Linked DNA regions of Homo sapiens: region 1 is linked to region 2. A link is a loop called in an ENCODE intact Hi-C map of the cell type or tissue named here. Cell type or tissue: lower lobe of right lung. All regions are shown on one strand. Links, peaks and the distances in the headings refer to the core of each region. The heading gives the core; the rest is flanking DNA. Region 1 has its middle 74 kb from the start of CDH18. Region 2 holds the start of CDH18 (cadherin 18).

The links. A loop is a pair of places that touch in the nucleus more often than their neighbours do. Peaks named below come from ENCODE experiments on the same cell type or tissue, not always from the same donor. Only the 100,000 strongest peaks of a DNase experiment are listed, where the experiment ranks them.
Region 1: it touches region 2 in a loop (5-fold over the local background); 1 of 110 quality-filtered maps calls a loop at or near these places.

Annotation. Positions count from the first base shown.
Region 1 is chr5:20,058,896-20,065,277 of GRCh38, reverse strand. It overlaps a transcript of CDH18 not described here. Among named protein-coding and RNA genes, the nearest start is that of CDH18, 74 kb to the right of the region's middle. In lower lobe of right lung, for the core only: no CTCF peak of the experiment used is centred there; no DNase peak of the experiment used is centred there.
Region 2 is chr5:19,984,729-19,991,110 of GRCh38, reverse strand. It overlaps CDH18 (cadherin 18), which reads left to right and starts at 2,911. Exons shown (of 13, transcript NM_004934.5): 1 at 2,911-3,025. In lower lobe of right lung, for the core only: no CTCF peak of the experiment used is centred there; a DNase peak (open chromatin) is centred at 2,850.

The sequences.
Region 1 (6,382 bases), core at 1,584-4,083, 74 kb before region 2:
AGACGTCACAAATGACATTCCCCCAATAAGATTTTATAAGATACGTCACTTCCTCATTTTTTGATGAACAAAGATTCTCACGAGAGCCATTTTTTTAAACTTAACTTATAATAAGTAGAAAAAAATGGAAAAATTAATTCAAGAATTTAAAAAATATATCAATAAGTTTCCCTAACACTCTGATGAAAGCTGGGCAGTCATAAACCTGCAAGAAGAGAGAAAGCATCGTAGGGGTAGCTGGGACAATAAACTGTTATTTTAACAGTTTAGGAAAATTAATCACAAAGACCAAAAAATACAGAACTGGTGCATGAGAAACTTACTCCCAGTGATAAAGTTAATGTATATCAAACTTACTTATATAAACATATAAGAATAATATTTCTATTATATGTGGTCCTGTACTTTGTAGAGAATTTCATATCTTGCAAACATATTTTCAAGGGCATTATCTCAATTGTTTCACACAGCAGCCCAATGCAGTAAGCTGAGCATGTTCAGTGTCTTCACTGAAGACACTGTTCTGTTTAATACTGTTCTGTTTAACTTTCAATAGAAGTTCTGTTGAAAACCGAGAATCGGCGTTTAATTGGTAAGGTCACATATCTATAAACCTTCTGTGAAGCAAAAGAAGCAAGGCCTTCAGCTAAGCACCATGTCACCTATAGGTATCTGAAAAGTCCAACAACAAAACTTATAAACTCAGTCAAATACATTATCTGTAAACACACAAATAAAATCATACAGCAATTTTAAAATGAGATAAAATGTATTTCTAATCATAATAAAAGAAATTGGGGTTGTTGAAACACATCATTCCACAAAGAAGCTAACACTTGGCTTCCAAAACAGCCCCTGATTAAGAGCAAGAAACAAGAACCAAGATAAATCACAGTGACGAGCCATTTTATTTGCCAATTTTTCTTGATAAAGTCAATTCATCTTTTGCTCTTCAGTTTGTCTGTGTATAAAACAGGGAAAATGTCATCAGGCTTTTATGTTGCATCCTAAATCAAATAGCTAACTTTCAACCATGGTGTTTTCCATTTACAGAGCCCAGAGATTATTTGTCACTGCCATTTGATGTGCAGTGTGTTTGCTAAGACTTTAGAGAAAATTTTAACTGATAGCAGATTGTTTTTGTTTTCATAATAACACATTAAAGATACTCTTAAATTGTAAATATATTATTCCATTAATAGATAATTGTTCTGGAGTATAAAATATAACAAATTACAATACAACATAAGGAACAACACAAATAAATCATATGCATTCTTAAAACATGCTTTTAGTTCATTGTGAATATTTATTGATCTTATATAACTGTGTGCTGAACACTAAACTTACTGTTAAGTAGCAGTTGTTTCCCCGAGCACAATGGTGTCAAATTGTGAAGACAGACGAGTGTCCAGACAACATTTATTCAGTGCTTGTTTGGGGCTAGCTCCATGCTAGTTGTGGCAGATACAGTGAAAAGTATAAGGTTGGTACATTTATATCTAAAGATATTTAGGAATAGAATGTCTAGGTCTTGTTGAAAAAGGAACATTTAGTGTCTTGTTTAGTGTATGGCCTCAAGACAGTGCCTGGTACTCAGATTAACCAATATGATTTAAATGTTTGAAAGGCATCTTTGAATGGTCAAAGGGACTTTTCAGCTAAGGGGGATATTAAACAACTGATTACAATTTCTGAAGGTTGATTGCTTACTAGCAAAATGTGATGTTTGTCAATACCCAATGTGACTCAAGCAAATTTTTTTTCTACTGTGTGGACCAGGGTGCAATGTTGATTCTTTGGGATTGCTATGATACAAGATAATGGTAAATAAATGGGGATGCACATAAATAATGCATACACAGTGAAGACCTACAATTTCCCAAAACTGTTAATTCTTGAAATGCAGAGTTTATAAGATTCATAAAATCATTTATAATAAATTTATTTAATTTAATAAATTAAAAAGTATAGTACAGTGGCTTATAGTTTTATTTTTATTAGTGTTAAGGTACTGGGAATAATACTTTTCTGTGGTAATTGTATGGATATTTTATAAAATACTTCTCCATGAAATTTATAAGCTGATTCAATTATATCCTAGTGAAAAAATTCATAAATAAAAAAATCACAAGAAACTAATAATTGTTGAAAAATAGGCCAAAACATTTGATAGTCAAAAAGTATTTGATCAAAGACATAATTATTTTTATTTCTATAAGAAGCATATTGGTGTACCCCAGCCTGGGTGACAGACCAAGACTCTGTCTCAAAAAAAAAAAAAAAGAAAGAAAAAAGAAGCATATTGGACTAAATGCAATGTACATTATATTACATAAATATAAATTTAGAATGAGGTTTAAATGAAGAATAATTTACAACAATAAATTGAGAACATTTATTGCTTGTGCATTTCCTTCTGGAATGTTCTTAGCTATTATGTTATAGCTTGAAAAGGACTGACCTAAGCATTCAGTCCTAAATTTAATTTATTTAAAATAATTTTTGATGTGTAGATGTGTCTAACATTTCCTTTTGTATTCTAATTGTTTAAGATAATAGAAGAGCGATGCAAAACTTCTTTCTCTCTTTTGACAGTTGTTCCCAAGTCAGTAAAGGCTCATTTGGTTAATCTAGAAAAAAATCAGTGCCATCTCCATTAGCTTATAAGACAGTTCAGTAGAGAAATGTTCTCATGCTGGTTATCATGCATAATAAAATACCTTGATGAAGCAATCTGTTATCATCATCTATGAAGGTGAATACTGTACTATTGCTTTGAGTGTTTTCTAAGGCAGCACTCAGGATGCTGCTGTATTTGTTTTGGGTAGCAATTAAAGAGAACTGATTCCATCCAGCACTTTGGGAGGTCGAGGTGGGTGGATCACTTGAGGTCAGATGTTCAAGACCATCCGGGCCAACATGGTGAAACCCCATGTCTGCTAAAAATACAAGTAGCCCAGGCATGATGGCACATGCCTATAGTCCCAGTTACTCAGAAGTCTGAGGCAGGAGAATCATTGAACCTGGGAGACAGAGGTAGCAGTGAGCCAAGATTCTGCCACTGTACTCCAGCCTGAGTAACACAGCAAGACTGTCTCAATAATAATAATAATAATAATAATAATAATAATAATTCTGGGCTTAAAGATTAGTTTACTTTTCTCAAGTTGTATGATTTTAGGGTATTTACTGAGCCCCTCCAGGCCTGTTTTTCAAATGTGTAATATGGAAAATAACAATGCCTTCACCATTGTGTCATTGTGAGGATTAAATCAGTAAATCAGTGAACATTCAGTAATGCACTTAGGACAGTGTGTGACATGCAATGAGGGCCATGGAAGTGTTGATAATTGTCGTTGATTCCTGACCACTTCAAGGGCTAAGTCAGGACATGATCTCTAAGATGCTTTTCTGGAGTTCATATTAAACTAAAAGGAAAGAATAAATGGGACATTCACTTTCAAAGGTAGACTTTGTTTAACAGCCAGATGATTACTTATTAAAGCAATGCTATGGTTAATTTTTCACTTTGTAAGATGGATGTGGATAAGTCATTCCACTATTTTAACTGAATGCTAATATTTTTACCTATAGTCTTATTATTTGGCTTTAAATACAACCTTATATACATATTCTTTTTAACAATTTTAGTAATACAGGCAAATAATCCCACTATTGCCACTAATAAAGTGTGCTAATATTTGGCAAACATTTACTCAAATATTTTACTGCATGTACATCAAACAAGTTCATTTAAGAAGGCTACCTTTAAATCTAATTATTTATACATCTAAAATTAAAATAAATGAGCAGTCACAGCCACGACGTGTGTATGGAAGGTGGAATTGTTACTTTAATGCTTAATTTGGTCAATGTGTATTCAGTAAATATTCTGTAATTTTAAGTTGAAAGGAATTATACTTTGTGGATTTTAATAAAATTAATTATATTCATTTCTAATTGTGTTTATATGTATTTATTTTCATTATTTATTTCTAAATAATTTTTGTGGAGTTCTTAATATTTTTATGAAATTTACTAGTTTTTTATTTAAGGATTCGTTATAGGACTACTTTTATCCTACCTGAGAAATGGTATTGTGGGAGATATATAGGTAAATCTTTTCTAAAATTTTCAGAAGTAATTCTCCTTCACAGAGTGTATAAAACTTAATGAGAAACAAAATAATAAATTCAAACTGATCATATATAGTATATTTCTCAGAATTATTTGCGTGTATAAAATAGCCAAATAATTGCTTTCCTAAGTATTGAATCTCTGACAAATAGAAATCAGCTTTCTATTTTGAAGCATCTTTTTTTTTTCTTGCATCATGTTATCAGGACAAAATATCCTTTAGGAAAAATATCATTTGTGTCAATCATATAAAAAGCAGGTTTTCTAGAAAATTGTTGTTTTCTTTCAGAGCCATTTATTATATATTTTTAAATAGTATGATGAATAATATTTCGGTTGCCTTCACTTATATAGAATTGGGCACAGGTAGTTGAATGTAATTCTCTGTTTGATGCAAGTTTAAGTAGAATACTGTATTTTTATTTGCATTAAAAAGGACAATTTAATTTCAAATATAACATTATAATATTTTTTAAACTATTGCCTTCTACTAAATTATGTATGCTTGCCTACACGGGGCTCACATTTTTATCATGCATATTCATAATATTTTTCAATTTCAAAGTTAGTGTGAAAAATGTTATAGCACAAACAAGTAGATTTGTGTAACTAAACAATCATTATTTAAAGATACCAATCTGATCTTTATTTACATTCTTTTTTTTTCTTTTTTTGAGACAGAATCTCGCTTTGTCACCCAGGCTGGAGTGCAGTGGCGCAATCTTGGCTCACTGCAACCTCTGCCTCCTGGCTTCAAGCGATTCTCCTTCCTCAGCCTCCTGAGTAGCTGGTATACACACATGCCCTACCATGCTGGGCTGATTTTTGCATTTTTAGTAGAGACGGGGTTTCATCATGTTGGCTAGGCTGGTCCCGAACTCCTGACCTCAGGTGATCTGCCCACCTCGGCCTCCCAAGGTGCTGGGATTACAGGCATGAGTCACCACGCTCCGCCTATATTCTTTTAAATGTGATTTTTTGGTTCATGATATGAGTTCTAATAAGTTTTTTTTATTATATTTTAACTTGTGGGATATATGTGCAGAATGTGCACGTTTGTTACACAAGTATACACGTGCCATGGTGGTTTGCTACACCCATCAATCCACCATCTACATTAGGTATTTCTTCTAATGCTATCCCTCCCCTAGCCCCCCAGCCCCCGACAAGCCCCAGTGTGTGATGTTCCCCTCCCTGTGTCCATGTGTTCTCATTGCTCAACTCCCACTTATGAATGAGAACATGTGGTGTTTGGTTTTCTGTTCCTATGTTAGTTTACTGAAAATGATGGTTTCCAGCTACATCCATGTCCCTGCAAAGGACATAAACTCATTCTTTTTTATAGCTGCATAGTAATCCATGGTGTATATGTGTCACATTCTCTTTATCCAGTCTAATGGATATCCAGTCACTGATGGGCATTTTGGTTGGTTCCAAGTCTTTGCTATTGTGAACAGTGCTGCAATAAACATACGTGTGCATGTATCTTTATAGTAGAATGATTTATAATCTTTTGTGTATATGCCCAGTAATAAGATTATGGGTTCAAATGGTATTTCTGGTTCTAGATCCTTGAGGAATTGCCACACTGTCAAACCAATGAGAACAAAGACACAATGTAACAGAATCTCTGAGACAACTAAAGCAGTGTTTAGAGGGAAATTTATAGCACTAAATGCCCACAGGAGAAAGCAGGAAAGATCTAAAATTGATACCCTAACATCACAATTAAAAGAACTAGAGAGGCAAGGGCAAACAAATTCAAAGGATAGCACAAGACAAGAAATAACAGATCAGAGCAGAACTGAAGGAGGCAGAGACACGCAAAACCCTTCAAAAAATCCATGAATCCAGGAGCTGGTTTTTTAAAAAGATTAACAAAATAGACACACCGCTAGCCAGACTAATAAAGAAGAAAAGAGAGAAGAATCAAATAGACACAATAAAAAACGATAAAGGGGATATCACCACCAATCCCACAGAAATAAAAACTACCATCAGAGAATACTATAAACACTTCTACCCAAATAAACTGGAAAATCTAGAAGAAATGGATAAATTCCTGGACGCATACACCCTCCCAAGACTAAACCAGGAAGAAGTCAAATTCCTGAATAGATCAATAACAATCCCTGAATAGACCAATAACAAGTTCTGAAATTGAGGCAGTAATTAATAGCTTACCAACCAAAAAAAGCCCAGGACCAGACGGATTCACAGCCGAATTCTACCAGAATCCTGA
Region 2 (6,382 bases), core at 1,739-4,238:
TCATAGTTTAGCATGACAATTTTATCTTTCCAGTTTCTATAGTCTGACCAGCATCAATCGTGTGTTAGATGTGTCTCTGTCTCCAGCTAAAATGATTCTAATAACTCTCCCAAGGTAACCCAAGTGGGAATTCAGTATCAGAAATGTCCATGCTTTCACTTTCAGAGATTAGTTCTGTAATAAATTCTGGTGATTGATACACTGTCCACTTTTTTGAAGTAATCTTAGACATAAAGAGAAAACAAGCACCTGCCTACCACCTGGCTTTCCCTAGCAGCAAATTCCACATTGGTTCACTTGTTTCCTTCTTCTTCTTCTTCTTCTTCTTTTCTTTTGTGTTTCTTTATTTGTTTTGAGCTGAAAATACAAGAGATGCACTAAGTGGCTGACAAGTCCACTTTTCAATGGCTAGGGAAAATTGGCACAGTTTCAGAATGTCAAACTCCAGAAGCCATTTAAACCCAGTGTGTATGCATCATTGGGATTGTGGAGAATCTAGAGCCCTTATTCCAAGAGTGTGGCTTCATAGATACAAATCCTTCCTTGATGAATGAATTCTTTCTCTAGAAATGGATTGTATTGGTTGGCAGTATTGACAATTCCCTCTGCATGTCGTTGCACTGAGGAGCAAGTGCCTGTTGACTTCCATTATGACTGTCCACTGGATGCACTTATTACAGTCTTATCCAGGGAAAACCACCAAGGAAGGCCAGCAAAAACAGGTTTTGTTTTGAAGTGTATCCCTAAGATGCTCATTGCTTGTGTCTCAGCCACTGCTTCAGTAGCAAGCTGGCAAACAAACATTTTATTTCATTCAACTAGAGGCAGTCAAATAAACAGAGTTAGGGTTTTCTAGAGAATGTCATAACGTGAATTTTAACAATTAAACTATAGGACCTCTTACAGACTTAAAGTTTCTTTTTCTATCCCTTTTATTTTTCATAGCTATTTCTTTCTTTGGGCACTCAGGGCTTCATCAACATAGAAAGATTGGAAATGTATTCTCTCATACCTCTTTCAATAAACAAAAATAAATTAAGAATTTGTGTCTGGACACTACACAAGGAGAATCCCTCATTTAAAACAGTAGCTGCATAATAAAGAATATATAATGCGCAATATAATACTGGCATATTATCTTGATGCTGCTGTTTCCGTTCCACTTTTTTCTAAAAGTTTAAATTTTGGAAATTTCCAAATTCTAATTGACTTCTAACATCTTCCTTAAGAGCAACAGAACACTGAAATGTGCAATTCCTTCCCAATTAGAAATAATTCAATTCCTGTTCTACCTCATTGCTCCTGTTGGTTTGTTTAGTCTTTCCGAAAGCTAAATCAAATTAAATCCTTCCACATTTCACATCACTCAAGCAAAATAGTCAAATATAACTTTAGCCGATTCAAACATTCACTCTCAGACCCAAGAAACTTCCAAGAAATACAACTTACCTTATCTTTTCAACCTCTTTGATCTTTCTCAGGGAAGAAGAAAAGAGGGGAGTAATTAGAAATTATACAACCTTTAACAAAAGTTTATCATAAGTTTGTACAAGGATACAGATTTTTTAAATCTTCACAGAGACCTGCTAAAGTGAGGATTGCCTTCCAGGTTTTAGAGTGGCCTCCTGAGGCTCAGAGAAGGGTAAAAGCTTACACAGGTTCACATGTAAAGGTATGTCCCAGCCGTGATTTGAATCCACGTCTTCTTGCCTTTAGAGCTTGTACACCCTATCACTCTACCTCTCTTAGTCTTAAGTCCTTGTTCCTTTAACATTCTGAACCTGGGCATTTGTAGTTTTATCAACTAAGCAGAAAAAGTAATATCTTTCTCTTAGTGTTTGCAATGATGGAGGGTCTTGTACAATTCTTATTATATCTGCCAAGGGGCCCTTAGACTAGTCATTCAATTTAGATAAACTCCTACACTTGTTTACTTTAAATAAGGATGCTTGATGTGCTCAATGGGTGAGTGTGGGTGACTTCGTGCGGGGAGAAAGTACTAAAGTTATTTCAGCTGTCCAGATCAATTTTGAATGCAGCCCATCAGACCTTAAATCCCTGTTATCAAAAGCTATGTACATTGCAAATCGATTTAATTTATTCTGGAGTGATAAGAGGTGAGAAGTTTGTGTGTGTGTAGGTTTCCTGGCACAATCAAAGGGGGTTGGAAAAGCATCACAGCTTCTATTCGTCTTCACAAATATAAATGCTGACCTCCAAGGGGAAGCTCTGTCTGATATAAACCCTCCATACCTTGAGTACTTTGGGTGAAGGCGTTAAAGGACATCACTCAAGCGAAATCTCATGGCTACCACTGGACTATGGATCACTGATGAATGAGCCAGCAGTTGAATGTTTAGCAGGCTGTGACGACTTTGCACGGGAATATGAAAATTTATTACCAGCTTGCCACATCAGCGCCTGCCCTGCCTTATTTCCTGGGTCCCTCCCGGTGGCTACTCCCACTCCATCTGACAGTCAAACCCCTCTCGCTCCCCAGTTTCCCCTCCCCCGCAGAGAATTGATGGTCTAAACTGTCACGGAGTCCTGGCCGTCATTTTTCAAGAAATCTGGTACCCAAGATGATGCCGTTGGATCAGGGATTTTATTTAGGAGTAGTAGTATGCGCTGAATTGTTTTCTACATGACCTTGCTGAGGGGGTTAAAGGGTGTCCGTTTTGCTTGCTGTGGAATTTGTGCAGCCCCAAAAGTATGCACGGTGGGGGGTTGGGGGGGAGAAGGAGGCAGAAGGGAAAGGAGCCGCGGAGAGGAGAGCCAGGGAGAAGAGGAAGGAGGAGAGACCGGGAGAGCGCAGCATCAGGCAGACAGGCGCCGCCAGCCAATCAGAGGCGCGCTCGGGAGCTGCAGAGACCCAGCCTCGGAGCCCAGGGCTCGAGGTGCGCGGAGCCTGAGTCTGGGCTTTCCGAGGACGGCGAGCAGCTGTGCCCAGAGCTCTGGGAAAGTCCCCTCTCTTTGCTTCTTATAAATTAAGTTCCTTTCCACCAGTTAGGGCAAGTCCGCCAAGGTAAGGCTTCAATAAATGACACTTTACTCTCTAGTGACATGAATATTTTTGTGTACAGCGGGGCTGCTTTACCCAGTTCTGAGTCAAAGCAATATTGGGTGAAATCTTCATCTCCGATGGGTTTCACAGGATCGAGGGCTGAGGGGAAAGTTGTAGCTAATGCAGGCTGCCTTATCGCTGGTATACATTTGAATTTTCTTATGCAGGAATGCTGCCATAGAGCCTATCGAATGCGAGTCTCAGAATCCAGCTGCGTGTCTGTTTATGTTTATCTGTGCCTGTGCTGTTGTCTTCCCTGAAGAAGTTGGAAGAATACTCTGCAAGGCACATTGCAATAATGATGGCATCAGTATAAGCTGTCATTTATGTCTATCTGTAAAAGTGAGGGGACGCATGGTCAGAATAGAAACAGGGGCACTGAAATTGAATTTTCGATAGTGCTTTTTTTAATTATTGCCTTTCCAGTATCCTCTAAAATTACGTGATTTCTGAGCACTGAAACTGCAGCAGGACAAGCCTCATTTATATTCTTTCATTCTTTTTTTTTTTCTTCCCACGAATCCCTGCCTTAAATGCTTATTAAAGCTTAAGATGAAACTTTTGCTTCTTTTAAAGGGCACTTATAAATGATGCATGAAAAGAAATTAGGTAGGCTCCTGTGATCAGCAACACACTTTATTTATGTTTGTTAACTCTCATTCATTTCTTTTTCTTAACTTCTTGTTTTAGTGTGGAAGTAACTATTATTTTGTCTTGATTTTTATGTCTGCAAAACAAGGTAAATTATGCCTTATGCGTGTGTGTGTGTGTGTGTGTGTGTGTGTGTGTGTGTTGTCTGTACAGATGTGGCTCTAGGCAAACCTCTCATATGTAACAGGTGAAAAAATAGAATTTTATTAGCTAGGGCTATTAAAATATTTTTATTTCAATGTCTCATTGCATTTAATGTTGTAGTCAAGAATAAATGTTCCTTGCTTTTTTCCTGTTGGAAGTCAAGAAAAAATAAAATAAAAATCTTAGCTAAAAGTATTATGGTTTTCGGTTTGCTCAGGTGATGGCATCACTGCTTTGAGCCGAGAGACAGATCAGAGGAAGATTTTGTTATGCAGCCAAAAAAACTAACTACAGGCTCTGACTGTGTTTTCAAACCTTTATTTTTCACTCTGGGATCACCCACAGATTTTTCAAAGCAGGGGACTTTGCTCCTGCAATAATTGTTCTTTTTTATTTTAGTGTATTTGTCTTACCAGAGAAAATGCTTAATTCTAAATCAGGAGTTTGAGGTCCAGCCTAGATCTTACATATACCTTGTTGGGATGTGGGAGGAAGAAGATAGGATGTGATACTCGTAGATAATGAGTTCCATTGTGTAACACTCTGGTGCTATCACCTATTATGATTGCAGTTGCCCTCAAGCCTCCTGTTGTTTATTTAATTCTGGATATCTTAATAATAAATTGACCTGGTATAGGTCAACTGATGCACTTCCCCTAGAAGACATTCACTTAGTGCACCTTGGTGAGTATTTTATGAACTATACTTCTGATGCTTTTTCTCAGAGATAGCCAACTTAAAAAACCAACCAAACAAACAAAAAGGAACTGATACCAATGGTCAAGATTGATTGCCTCTCTGAAAACAATGGGAGGTAGAAAATGAGCATTGGCTATTATACATGCAACAGAAATGCCCAGCTGAAGATAACCCAATAGCAAAGGAGAATATAATAGTAGAAGGACAGTGAGTGGCAGGAAACTCTAGCTGTAACTGTATCCAGTGCAGACTGATTATAATTAGCTATAGCAGTCACAAGTATGAGCAATAGCACCCGGTGCTAGAATGAAGTCCATACATTGTGCAATCTGGAAATTATTATTCCTCTCAATGACTGATTTCAAATAGATATAGTGGACTTGTGAGAATATATGAGTCATTTATTCCAACTTTATAAATTATTTAGATGAAAGCTGCTATAAATATAAAGTACTTTTTGTCCCATTGGCTGATATAAATAGCATTATTATGCTTTGCATTGATTTTTGCAGTCTGATGAATACAAACCACATGTTTGCAAGTTTTTGGGTCCCAACAGCTCTGTATTTAACTTATTGCACAGAAGTATACCTTAAGTATCTGCAACCTGACTTAACTGTCTTTCAGACTCTAAACATGCATGTAACACTTCAACCAAGCTAGGATAAAACATATTGAACTTATTGACCAGGAAAAACTTACTTCTTTTGAATCCATATATCTGACACAGTGAAGTCTAGTGAAGAATGAGAGAGATTGAGACATTAAAGACAAAGCATGTATATGGTGTTCTTTGTCTTTCTTTTTTTTTTAATTAAGTACAGAACTTTAGGCCCTCATGTGCTTAATTGTATGACTTCATTATACTTGCATTATACATATCTATAATACTGCATTTTAGATTAGGCCTTCTTAACCTTGGTGCTGTTGGTATTGTGAGCTCTATCATTCTCCTGGGGGACTTTTCTGTGTATTGTAGGCTCCTTAGTAGCATACCTATTCTCTACCCACTAGATCCCAGTAGTAGCACCTCCAACTTGTGTCAATAAAAAAATCTCTCTATACATTGTTAGACATTGTTAACTATCCCCTGGGGAGGATGCAAAATTACATTGAGAACCACTGCTTAGAGCAATTTTGAGCAGTGGTTCTCAATGCAATTTTGAGAACCACTCAGTGGGAACCACTGCTCTAAGCCAAACCAAAGGATGTATATAGAAAAAAGTTCATGCATATGCTGTTTGAGTAGGCAACTGCCCAGTCCAGTTTGGATGCTCTACAGATAAATCCCCTCCTTTTGCTTTGATAATGAATGGTTTTCAATTGGTAGGTGTTTTACTAGATCCCTAACACAGTACTGTGGAAGATCTTGCCAGTAAACTGAGAGACGAGGGCTATATTATCATATGCTAACATTTTTGGGACAAAAGGAAATGAAAACTGAGAGATAGTATAAATGTTGAGGTTGAAGACAAATTTCACTTTAATTTTCTTCAGATGATCCTTTAATATAAATAATAAATAAATAAAGATACTGGTTCTTCTCTATAATTGCTTCTACTATTATATTTTGGGAGTTTGTATATGTGTGGGTTGTAGGGAGGGAGCATTCACTCTGGTTATTCTATATGCTTGGAGTAGTTTCTAGTGTTTAAAGCCTCCAGAAGTAAAATGAGAACAGTTTGATTTAAAAGGTACAGTTTTAGACAAGTGCTGATGTGTAGCACAATGGAAAAGAACTGAGCTTAATGATTTGAAGACATGGCAGAGGGTGCATACTGACATGGATTAACGCATCATGCGTGTCTGATCTGTAGGCCATTT